Linked DNA regions of Homo sapiens: region 1 is linked to region 2. A link is an interaction called in ENCODE POLR2A ChIA-PET data of the cell type or tissue named here. Cell type or tissue: MCF 10A. All regions are shown on one strand. Each heading gives the region's core, and the rest is flanking DNA. Links, peaks and the distances in the headings are about the cores only.

Evidence for each region. ChIA-PET counts read pairs that join two places held together with the same protein. Peaks named below come from ENCODE experiments on the same cell type or tissue, not always from the same donor. Only the 100,000 strongest peaks of a DNase experiment are listed, where the experiment ranks them.
Region 1: POLR2A ChIA-PET joins it to region 2 with 5 read pairs; 2 of 35 experiments call an interaction of 5 or more read pairs at or near these places.

What each region holds. Positions count from the first base shown.
Region 1 is chr7:11,258,870-11,264,154 of GRCh38, forward strand. No RefSeq gene overlaps it. Among named protein-coding and RNA genes, the nearest start is that of PHF14, 290 kb to the left of the region's middle. In MCF 10A, for the core only: no CTCF peak of the experiment used is centred there; a DNase peak (open chromatin) is centred at 2,732.
Region 2 is chr7:10,988,557-10,993,841 of GRCh38, forward strand. PHF14 (PHD finger protein 14) reads left to right here. Exons shown (of 18, transcript NM_001007157.2): 4 at 2,147-2,291. Among named protein-coding and RNA genes, the nearest start is that of PHF14, 17 kb to the left of the region's middle. In MCF 10A, for the core only: no CTCF peak of the experiment used is centred there; no DNase peak of the experiment used is centred there.

The DNA of each region.
Region 1 (5,285 bases), core at 594-4,593, 270 kb after region 2:
TCATTTATTCAGTGACAGTAAATAGTTGTTTTGTGAATTTTCTGAATGATAATAGTTATAGGGGCTAGCATATATTGAGCCCTTATGTGCTGGCACTTTGCTACATACAATTGTAGTCAGCATCCTTTAAGACGGCCCCCACGACCTCCACCTTGTGTAATTCATGCTTTGTGTAGTTCTACCCCTTGGAGTGTTGGCTGGATTTAGTAACTCTGAGATGATAAACGTTTGCTTTTTTCAACCACTAACTTGTGGGGCAATTTGTTACACAGCAATCAACAATGAATACAACTTCAGATACATCATTTAATCCTTACAACAATCCAATGAAGAAGGTATTACTGTATTCTCATGGGGTTCCATGGCATTGCCTCAACTCTCAGGTCCTCTGCTTCTCTCTCTGCCCCCTCCCAAGGCTACACACTTTTGTGGCCCTTCCTATTTCTGGCTGTCCTTTGGAATACTTAGCCGCCTTCTTTCTGTATCTATCCTGCCACCATCTTGTAAATTAGCCCCTTCTTGCTGTTGACTCTCCCTAGCACTCAGAAATTTAGCAGAAATCATTTTCTCCCTCTTGTTGAGTTGTAAAATAACCAACTCATCTTTATGATGATGCCAGCTTAAGACGTTCCCTGGAGGTATCTCTATGCTTCAAGATATATTTTCCCCACAACAAAGGCATTAGACTGTTGCTTTTAGAATAGTTTACTGCTTTCATGTGTTTTTTAAAAATTCTCCTTCTTCTTGAACCATTTGTCTTACAATCTGGGATGGATTGCATGATTTGTATGCAAAATGGAAATCGATAGACTCTAAGTAAGGGCTGAGGGCCACTTTCTGTGTCTGTGCATTGTGGCCATTTTTTCCTAGCACAGGTTCCCAGCTTTGTTTTGGGTAATTAGGGCTGATAAAATTTCATTTCTACCTAAATTAGGTATTATTATATTTTTTTATTTCATTTCTTATTTGCAAAACTGGACATATCCTTATTTTATTCCTGGTTAACTTCAGTAACCTTATAACTTATGCATTCCACCAACATTCCATTCCTCTCCAGTCTGGCCCCTCCTTGGCTGGCTGACAAGTATTTCTGAAACCCCACTTACATTGGGGTGTGACCTGATGATCGCCTCCTCGCCTCCAGCATATCTGCATTAAACAATCTGGGGACTCTTTTTGGGATTAAATATTGATTGTTTCAAAAAATGAAAATTGAATGTTTAGAGTGAGAAATTGGCTAATTAAAGCTGGACTTTGTTTATTAAAAATTATCAAATAAGTTTATGATGATTAAACCAGTAATCCTGATATATATTAAATTAAATTCAAGTATGAATATGGGTGGGAAAAAAAGCATGATTTCTGATTGAATGGTAACCTCTAATATAATGAAAGTCATTTAATTGCAACTTAGATACTTCTGATTAATATATTGCTTGAGATATATTAGTAGTGATGGAAGTAACACTGGTAGCGGTGATAGTAGGTAGCATGTTAGGAAGGGTGTTGGAATACCTACAGTGTGACATGGATGCTGACAAGCACCTCATATACGTTGTCTCTTTTAATCCTTCAAAACCCCTATACTGTAGGTACTAATATCATCCCACAACTTATAGCCTTATCTTCATTTCCCAAATTAGCTTGCTCCCTTTCCACCCCCCAAATCTTAACTATCAGTCCTGTTTTTATCAGTCAATAAAATTTCATGTTTCTTGTTCTTCTCTTATAGGCATGTGCAATACAGCAGTTTAGGGAAATGAAATATTTTCTGTCATGAAATATTATATTTCTCCAAATCAAAATTTATTATAGCTCTTTGGAGCTTCCACCTGGGGGAATTTTCTGTCATACAAGTCAAATAGGTTCTATTTGTTCTGCCCAGTTTAGTTTTTCTCTCTACTTTGCTGGATAAAGTAAAAAGATGTGACAAAAGGAGACATAATATCCACAAATCCATCTCCTTACAAGTTAAAATCGGTAGCTTTTATAATTTCTTTGGCAAGGAAATCCTTTTAGAAGGGGGTAGTAATTATAAATAATACTAATAGCTGCTAGCTGTAGTAATAGTAGTCCATTTGTCTTAGAACTCTTTTATGCACTTGTATTTTTCCAAGTGAATCAAGCTAGAATAAAGTTTGTAGCGTCTCTATTATACTTGTGGTCTAGAGATGTGTTAGAAAAAAAGTAAGTAATTTTCTTGTCTATTATAATGTACTATAAGGAGTTATCAAGCATTAATCCAGCTATGATGCTCTTAAAATTCCCAAATCTCTATGTTCAAACTTGTTTAATTTAGAGGAATGACTTTGGTGGGCAGGGTGGCTCATGCCAGCTACTTGGGAGGTTGAGGTGGGAAGATCACTTGAGGCCAGGATTTCGAGACCAGCCTGGGGAATATAGTGATATTTCATCTCTAAAAAAAATAAAAATAAAAAAAACAATGAACTTAGTAGACAATTTTAGATAGCAAACAGCAAAACAGAAAAAAGAAAAGAAAAATATACTTCAATCTGTTATAAGTGATTACTTTTGAGTATGTGGTCAAATAAAAGCCAATCCTCCCAAATGCATTCTTAAAAATCAAGTCCTTATGTATTTCTTATTGGAGGATTATGTGTTTAAAATAATATGGAGAGAACTCAACAATTGTAGTGTGACAGGTCTCCCACCAGGTTACTTAATGAAGACTGGGCAGTGAGCCAAGGCCATGGTGCCCAGTCAAAGAGTGGATGTCCCTGAGAACCCAAACATCCTGGGGCATAGCTGGGAACATGCCAGGGAAAACAGCCTCATTACACATACACAGTAGGCAAAGAGCCACAAAATTAGCTTAAAGGTAGCTTAGAGAAAAGGTGGATCTCTAGAGCTGTCCTGCTGCCATCAGCAGCCCTATATGTAAGTCCTGATAAACTCATCTGGTCAAGCTGGAATTGTCTGAGTCATTCTTTGGTTGCTTGGCTCTTTCCCAGCTTGTGGGGGTAGGGGGATTTTATAGTCCCAGGTTTTTCTTTTTCTTTTTTCTTTTTCTTTTTCTTTTTTTTTTTTGAGATGTAGTGTCGTTCTTGTTGCCCAGGCTAGAGTACAGTGGTGTGATCTTGGCTCACTGCTACCTCTGCCTCCCCGGTTTAAGCGATTCTCCTGCCTCAGCCTCCTGAGTAGCTGGGATTACAGGTGCCTGCCACCAAGCCGGACAAATTTTTGTGTTTGTATTAGAGACGGGGTTTCGCCATGCTGGCCAGGCTGGTCTCAAACTCCTGATCTCAGGTGATCCACCCGCCTCAATCTCTGAAAGTGCTGGGATTACAGGTGTGAGCCACTGCACCTGGCCCAGGTTTTTCTCATAACAATAATTTTGGTTAAATGTATAAATTATTTTAAAGGAATCAACAAATTCCGCACCAGTCAATGTGCTGTTGGTTCACTCAGTTTCTATGTTTGGGTACACCATATATAAATAACACGGAATAAGAATGGAGTTTTGGAGAACTGCTGATTACATTTTTAAAAAGTCAAGATCAAGGTGAATCATACCTATCAAAAAAATTATGTCTAATCAAAGGATGCATTCCAATCAATGAGAACAAAATAAAACAACTAGTTCAGGTGTTTTATTATAAAAATAAAAATGCATATCTGCTAAGGATAAATGCCTTTAGTAGTAGTCTCTTTGCTTTGGCATATTTTCATTTGCCCAATTACTTGGAATATTTGTGATCACCTCTGAATAATCACTTCGTAGTAAGTTATTTAAGCTAAAATCAGGCAGTGATTCAAGGTAATAAATAGTTCCAATAAATAATAAGCAACTTTCCAATGATTTTGACTGTTCATACTGCTCTAATGCCTTAATACATGTGGTAAAGTTAGCAAATCAGAAAACTCAAACTCCACAACCCTTTACACAGTCTTGATGTCTTGTTAATACTATTATCAACTTAGCAATGGAATTTAGCATTTGATTCTTTCAAATTGGTTTTCTCTTGCAATATCCATATTAATTGTATTTTTGTTCATACTGAAGTCCTTCTAAATTTCCAGGCCTGGTACCTTCATTCCAATTCAGATTCAACCCTCATCCTTAATCCTCAACTAGAGCCACCATTTTGCTAGTGCTTGCTTTATTGTGTATTTTATATCCTCTTTTCCTCCCTTTGATTTCATTAGCTCAGAATCTTATCAAACCAGTATATTCTCATCATTTTGCATAAAATTATTGAATATTACCTCATAGCAGATAGGATAATATCCAGGGTCTTCAGCTTGGCATTCGAGATATTTCACAACATAAACTAAGGCACAGATGTTTGATCTGATTTTCCTTTCATTTATTTTACATTGTACTCCAACCAACTTTAGCTGTCTTGCAAAATGCTATTCTCTTCCTTGCCTCTAATTTTCACTTCTGAGGTTCACTTCTCAATGCCTATCCCTGTCAAAGGCCTCTTAACCTCCTCAGATCATTTCAGTTCATGGTAATCTTTCCTGCACTTCAAGTCAGAGTGTCTCTTATTCTCAACCTCACTGTCTGCGCACTTCTTTAGGATATATGTTTCTTATGTCTCTCCTTTGAGCATATTTTAGAGCCCTTTAGATAGCATCTAGTTTATTTTTTAAAGTACTCAAATGAAGCTACTTAGAAGAATTGAATACACTCAATTTTATTATGACAAAAGATGTGCTGTGACACCACTTCTACCTTTCTCAGACCCTAGTTCTCTCAACTTCCTGGGATATATGGGTTATGGCAGTCAGGTTGTGAAGATTTTTGTTAAAAGAACATTTCAACAAAGACCTTGATTCTACAGGTCTCTCTCACTATTGCTTCTATAGTCACCACAGAAGGAATAACAAGGCTAATACTGTTTGGATAAATGTGTATATGGAACAGATTAATCTGAATTTGGCAAAAGTTCAGAGGCTATGAAGAACAAGATTTGGGGAGAAAATCTGTTTTGAAAGCTAAATTAACCTATTTTGTTTATTTTGCAACTATAAATAGTAGTATTAATTTTTTTCCTGGACTTTTATGGTTTTATTTGCTCTGGATATTTTATTTACTAAAAAGGAATCTTTCCAGATGGTCTCATAAATTATCAATATGTTCCAGAAATTTCAACATATCAGAAATTAAAAATATATCTCCTAAGTATAAATTAGTTCAACCATTGTGAAAGACAGTGTGGCAATTCCTTAAAGACCAAGAGGCAGAAATACCATTTGACCCAGCAATCCCATCACTGGGTATATAGTCAAAAGATTATAAATCCTTCTTTTATAAAGAT
Region 2 (5,285 bases), core at 818-4,817:
CCTAGATGTGGTATTCCAAGGAAAGTCTTTTTTGGACTTACCGTGGGGATGATATTTAAAGTAGTAGTGCTCATTGGAGCTTGCAACTTTTCTTTTGGGGGTACAAGGAAGATCCTCAGTGTAATAAATTATCAGTTCATGTTCCTCTTTTTGAACCACCTTAACAAGAGATACAGCGGAAAGGAAAAGGCATTGACCATTTATTGAGTGTCTAGTTTGTGCCAGGAACATTCTTGCCATATATTGTTAATTCTTATAACCTCCTGAAGTAGATATTATTTTTATCGCCATTTTGCAGATAAAGAAATTACAGCTTCGAGGTTCAGTAGGGAATAAGCGAGAGGTGAGAAAGAAACTTAGGAATGTTTGATTTCAAGTCAACTTTGAAGCATGGCTAGTAGTATGAAAATCTGGGCAGATTTTTGTTTGCTTACTCTGGTACTGTAAAACCAGATGAGTTTTCTTTAGGATGTTTTCAGTTTTATTTGCCAGCCATTTGTCAGCCCCAGACCTATTTTATTTGGTTTTATAACACAGAGAAGCAAAATACAGAACTTAGAAATACTAGAATTCTAAAGAGAAATGATACTATATTCTTGTTGATGTTTGCATTCTTTTCTGATTGTTTTACAAATCTGCCGCAATTTTAGATGTTATACACAAAGTATATTGGAAGAATTATTAATTGTGACCTTCAAGTGTATTCAAGTGTCAGTTACAAATTGCTGTTGAAATGATGGCTCCAAATGTTACTTTTGGATATTGGTTGAGTTTAAAAGAATATAAAAATATAAAAAATAATAAAACATATTTATGAAAAATATATATTGTGTATTGTATGAAACTAATTTATTAAATTTATTTCTGAATATTGTTAGGTTCATAAATAAAAATGTATGGACCCAAGTGCCATCTTTTATTATATGTAATGTTAAGCACAATCTATTAAATATGCAAGAATCATTTTCTTAACTTACTTAAAGTTTAAATCTATAATGCAGAAGGTTTAAATGCAAACAAGCAGACCCTCTTCTGAAATTTTATCTTTTAAATATTAGTTTATTAATACGTCTTCCTATACTTTTTCTTTTTGAGACAGGGTCTTGTGCTGTCCCCCAGGCTGAAGTGCAGTGGCGAGATAATAGCTTGCTGCAGCATTGAATTCCTGGGCTCAAGTGATCTTCCCGCCTTAGCCACCTGAGTACCTGGGACTAAGGGCATGCATCACCACGCCCAGCTAATTTTAAAATATTTTGTAGAGACAGGATCTCACTGTGTTGCCCAGGCTGGTCTCAAACTCCTGGCCTCAAGTGATCCTCCTGCTTCAACCTCCCACTGTATTTGGGATTACCGGTGTGAGCCACTGTGCCCATCCTCTCTTTTTATAGTATCACTAGCTAGATGTATTTATTACCAGTTTACACTGGATATTTCTTGATAGAGACCTACTTAATAGAGTTCTCTGACCCTTCTAGCAGCTAGTCAATCTGGATCCTTTTTTAGATTATTTTCTGTATCTCTGTGTATTCATATACCTACGCAGGCTCTCATGGATCTGTCTTACAGTAGTTTGATAATGCTGGAATTTCTGAATTTCCCGGTACTTAAGGAGTATAGAGTCCTTAAGTGTGCCATCACATACATACTTGCTTATATGTTATTTTGAATTGATTTTTTCCTATTTTGTATATGTGCGTCTTGTCTTCTCTAGGTAGGATTATAAGCTCCTAAAGTGTAAGAATCATGTCTTGTGCTTTTAAAACACATGTATAGGATCAATGATTACTTTGATTACTTGTGGATTCATTTTTCGTTTTTCCTAGTTTAAGGGGCAAAGCAGAATAGCAAAGCAGATCAACAGTAGTTAGTTGCATGCGTGCTTTTTCATATCCTAGAGGAGAGAGAATACGAAGCTTGCAGAGAAGTGAAAAATTAAATAAGAGGGTGCTTACAGGGTTCTTTGATAAAGAGGTCAAGTATATATTTCTCAAATATAATGTACTTTGAAGTTAATAAAAGAATGGAAAATGGGGCATACATTTGGAAATGCATATAATAATGTTTAAGTAATAAAGAATTTTAGTGATTAAGTTTTTTTTTTACTTTAAATGTGATTTTCTGATATATGTTAATATTTTAATATTAGGACTCGCTGATTCTTGAGAAGAGTCAAAACTGGAGCTCTCAAAAAATGGACCATATTCTGATTTGCTGTGTTTGTCTGGGAGATAATAGTGAGGACGCTGATGAAATAATTCAGTGTGACAATTGTGGCATTACAGTCCATGAAGGTAATGTTGCTTTCTTTTCTCTCTTTTTAGAAATGGCTGACTGTGGCTCTTTTACATTTGTACTAAGGTGGTTCTACAATATTTCATGGTGTTTCGGTTGAAATAATGCTAAATCATCAAAGTATGGATGCTATTTTTCAGGTTATCTTTTCTTTTATTTTGAGATGGAGTCTCACTGTGTCGCCCAGGCTGGAGTGCAGTGGCACAATCTCGGTTCACTGCAACCTCCACCTCCCAGGTTCAAGCGATTCTGCTGCCTCAGCCTCCTGGGTAGCTGGGACTACAGGCGCCCACCACCACACCTAATTTTTGTGTTCTTTTTTATTTTATTTTTATTTATTTATTATTTTTGAGATGATGTCTCGCACTGTTGCCCAGGCTGGAGTGCAGTGGTGCTATCTTAGCTCACTTCATCCTCCGCCTCCTGGGTTCAAACTATTCTGCCTCAGCCTCTTAAGTAGCTGGGATTACAGGCACGAGCCACCATGCCTGGCTAATTTTTGTATTTTTAGTAGAGATGGAGTTTCACCATATTGGTCAGGCTGGTCTTGAACTCCTGACCTCGTGATCCACCCGCCTTGGCCACCCAAGGTGTTGGATTACAGGCGTGAACTACCGCGCCCGGCCAATTTTTGTGTTCTTAGTAGAGATGGGGTTTCACCATATTGGCCAGGCTGGTCTCAAACTCCTGACTTTAAGTGATCCGCCTGCCTCAGCCTCCCAAAGTGCTGGGATTACAGGCGTAAGCCACCGCACCTGGTCCCCCAGTCATCTTAATTAAAAAAAAAATTTTAAATAATGAAAATAGAAATGCTATATGAAAATCAGTGTTTCTTTAAAGGTCGGTGTTCTGGTATTGTATTTTATGGTACTGTTTCTTGTTTGTTTTTTTTTAATTTTTTAATTTTTTAATTTTTTTTTTTTTTTTTTGGTAGAGACAGGGTTTTGCTATGTTGCCCAGGCTGATCTTGAACTCCTGGCCTCAAGCAATCTGCCTGCCTCGGCCTCTCAAAGTGCTGAGATTACAGGCATGAACCAGTGTGCCAGGCCTTATTTCCAGTTTTTTTTTTTTAATTTTAAATTTTTAAAAATTATTTCTAGTTTTTAAATAAAATTCAGAAGTAGGAAAAAGTTGACTATTTTAGTCTGATAGAAAACATTCTTAAAAAATTTATATTCTATCAATTTTTTGTAGCTTCTTCTTTCATAGTTGTATTTTTATTTTTGAGACAGAGTCTTGCTCTTGTCCAGGCTGGAGTGCAGCGACACAATCTCAGGTCACTGCAACCTCTGCCTCCCAGGTTCAAGCGATTCTCCTGCCTCAGCCTCCCGAGTAGCTGGGATTACAGGTGCCTGCCACCATGCCTGGCTAATTTTTGTATTTTTAGTAGAGATGGGGTTTCACCATGTTGGCCAGGCTGGTCTCGATTTCCTGGCCTCAAGTGATCCACCCGACTCAGCTTCCCAAAGTGCTGGGATTACAGGCATGAGCCACCGTGCCTGGCTGACAGTATGTATTTGTTAAGAGCAAAGGGCCGGGTGCAGTGGCTCACGCCTGTAATCCCAGCACTTTGGGAGGCCGAGGCGGGCGGATCACCTGAGGTCAGGAGTTTGAGACCAGCCTGGCCAACATGGCGAAACCCCATCTCTACTAAAAATACAAAAATTAGCCGGGCGTGGTGGCTTATACCTGTAATCCCAGTTACTCGAGAGGCTGAGGCAGGAGAATCACTGGAACCCAGGAGGTGGAGGTTGCAGTGAGCCGAGATGGTGCCACTGTACTCCAGCCTGGGCGACAGAGGAAGACTGTCTCAAAATTTAAACAAACAAACAAAAAAAGGCATTCTCTTACATAACCACATAATTATCAAAGTCAGGAAGTTAGCATTGATGAAATGCTGTTTTATCTAATTTATATAGATTGTATTCAGATGTTGCCAATTGTCCCAACAATGTCATTTCTAACAAAATCAAAGCCAGGATCATGTATTGCATTTAATCGTCATGTCTGTTTAGTCACCTTTAATGTAGAACAGTCCTTGAGTTTCTGTCTCATAGACATTTTTAAATATATAGTCCAGTTTTTTTTATTTTGGTTTGTTTTTACAGAATGTTCCTAATATGATTAGATTTGGGTTATATGCTTTTGGCCGGAATACCACGGAAGTTATATAGTGTTCTTAGTGCATCGTATTAGGAAGCATATGATATTTATTTGTGCAGTTACTGGTGATATTACTATTACTTTTTTTCTCATTTTTATTGCATAAGCCTACCAATTTAGAATACTGGTGATATTTTGATCACTTGGTTGAGAGGGTGTCTTTCTGGTTTATCTGTGGTAAAGTTATTTTTTCTTACCAATTAATTATTATTATTATTATTATTTTTTAATCAGGGCTGTGACTACCACAAAACAGTATTTCTATGGCCTTTCTCTTACCTGCTTTTCTGGTATTACAGCCCTTGTCCCAAGTAATTCTGGGAGTCTGCTGGACTTGTGGGACTTTGCATGATCTGTGATTCTCTAGCTAATGCTCTGATCTTCATGTGGAGCTGCCCTTTTTTTGCTGCTAACACTCACTGTGGGAATATCTCCAGTTACTGTTATTCATTTATATTTTTAGTAATGTTTGTTGAGTACCTTCTATGTGCTTGGTATTCTGTAAATTTTAGGCATATGAAATAGAATGTACACATTGTTGACCTGGTGGAACTTAATGTCTGGACAGACAGGCAGTAAACAAACCAATAAATATCTCTTAGTTGGTGGCCCAGATTCTGAAGAAAAATGAAGTAGGACAAGGAGTATAGGAATGCTGTGTGTGAGGGTGGTTGGGTGAGTTGCAGAAGTTTGTATTTGTAAAAATTGATAAGGGGCTGGGTACGGTGGCTCATGCCTGTAAATCCCAGCACTTTGGGAGGCCAAGGCAAGCGGATCACCTGAGGTCAGGAGTTTGATATCAGCCTGGCCAAAATGGTGAAACGACGTCT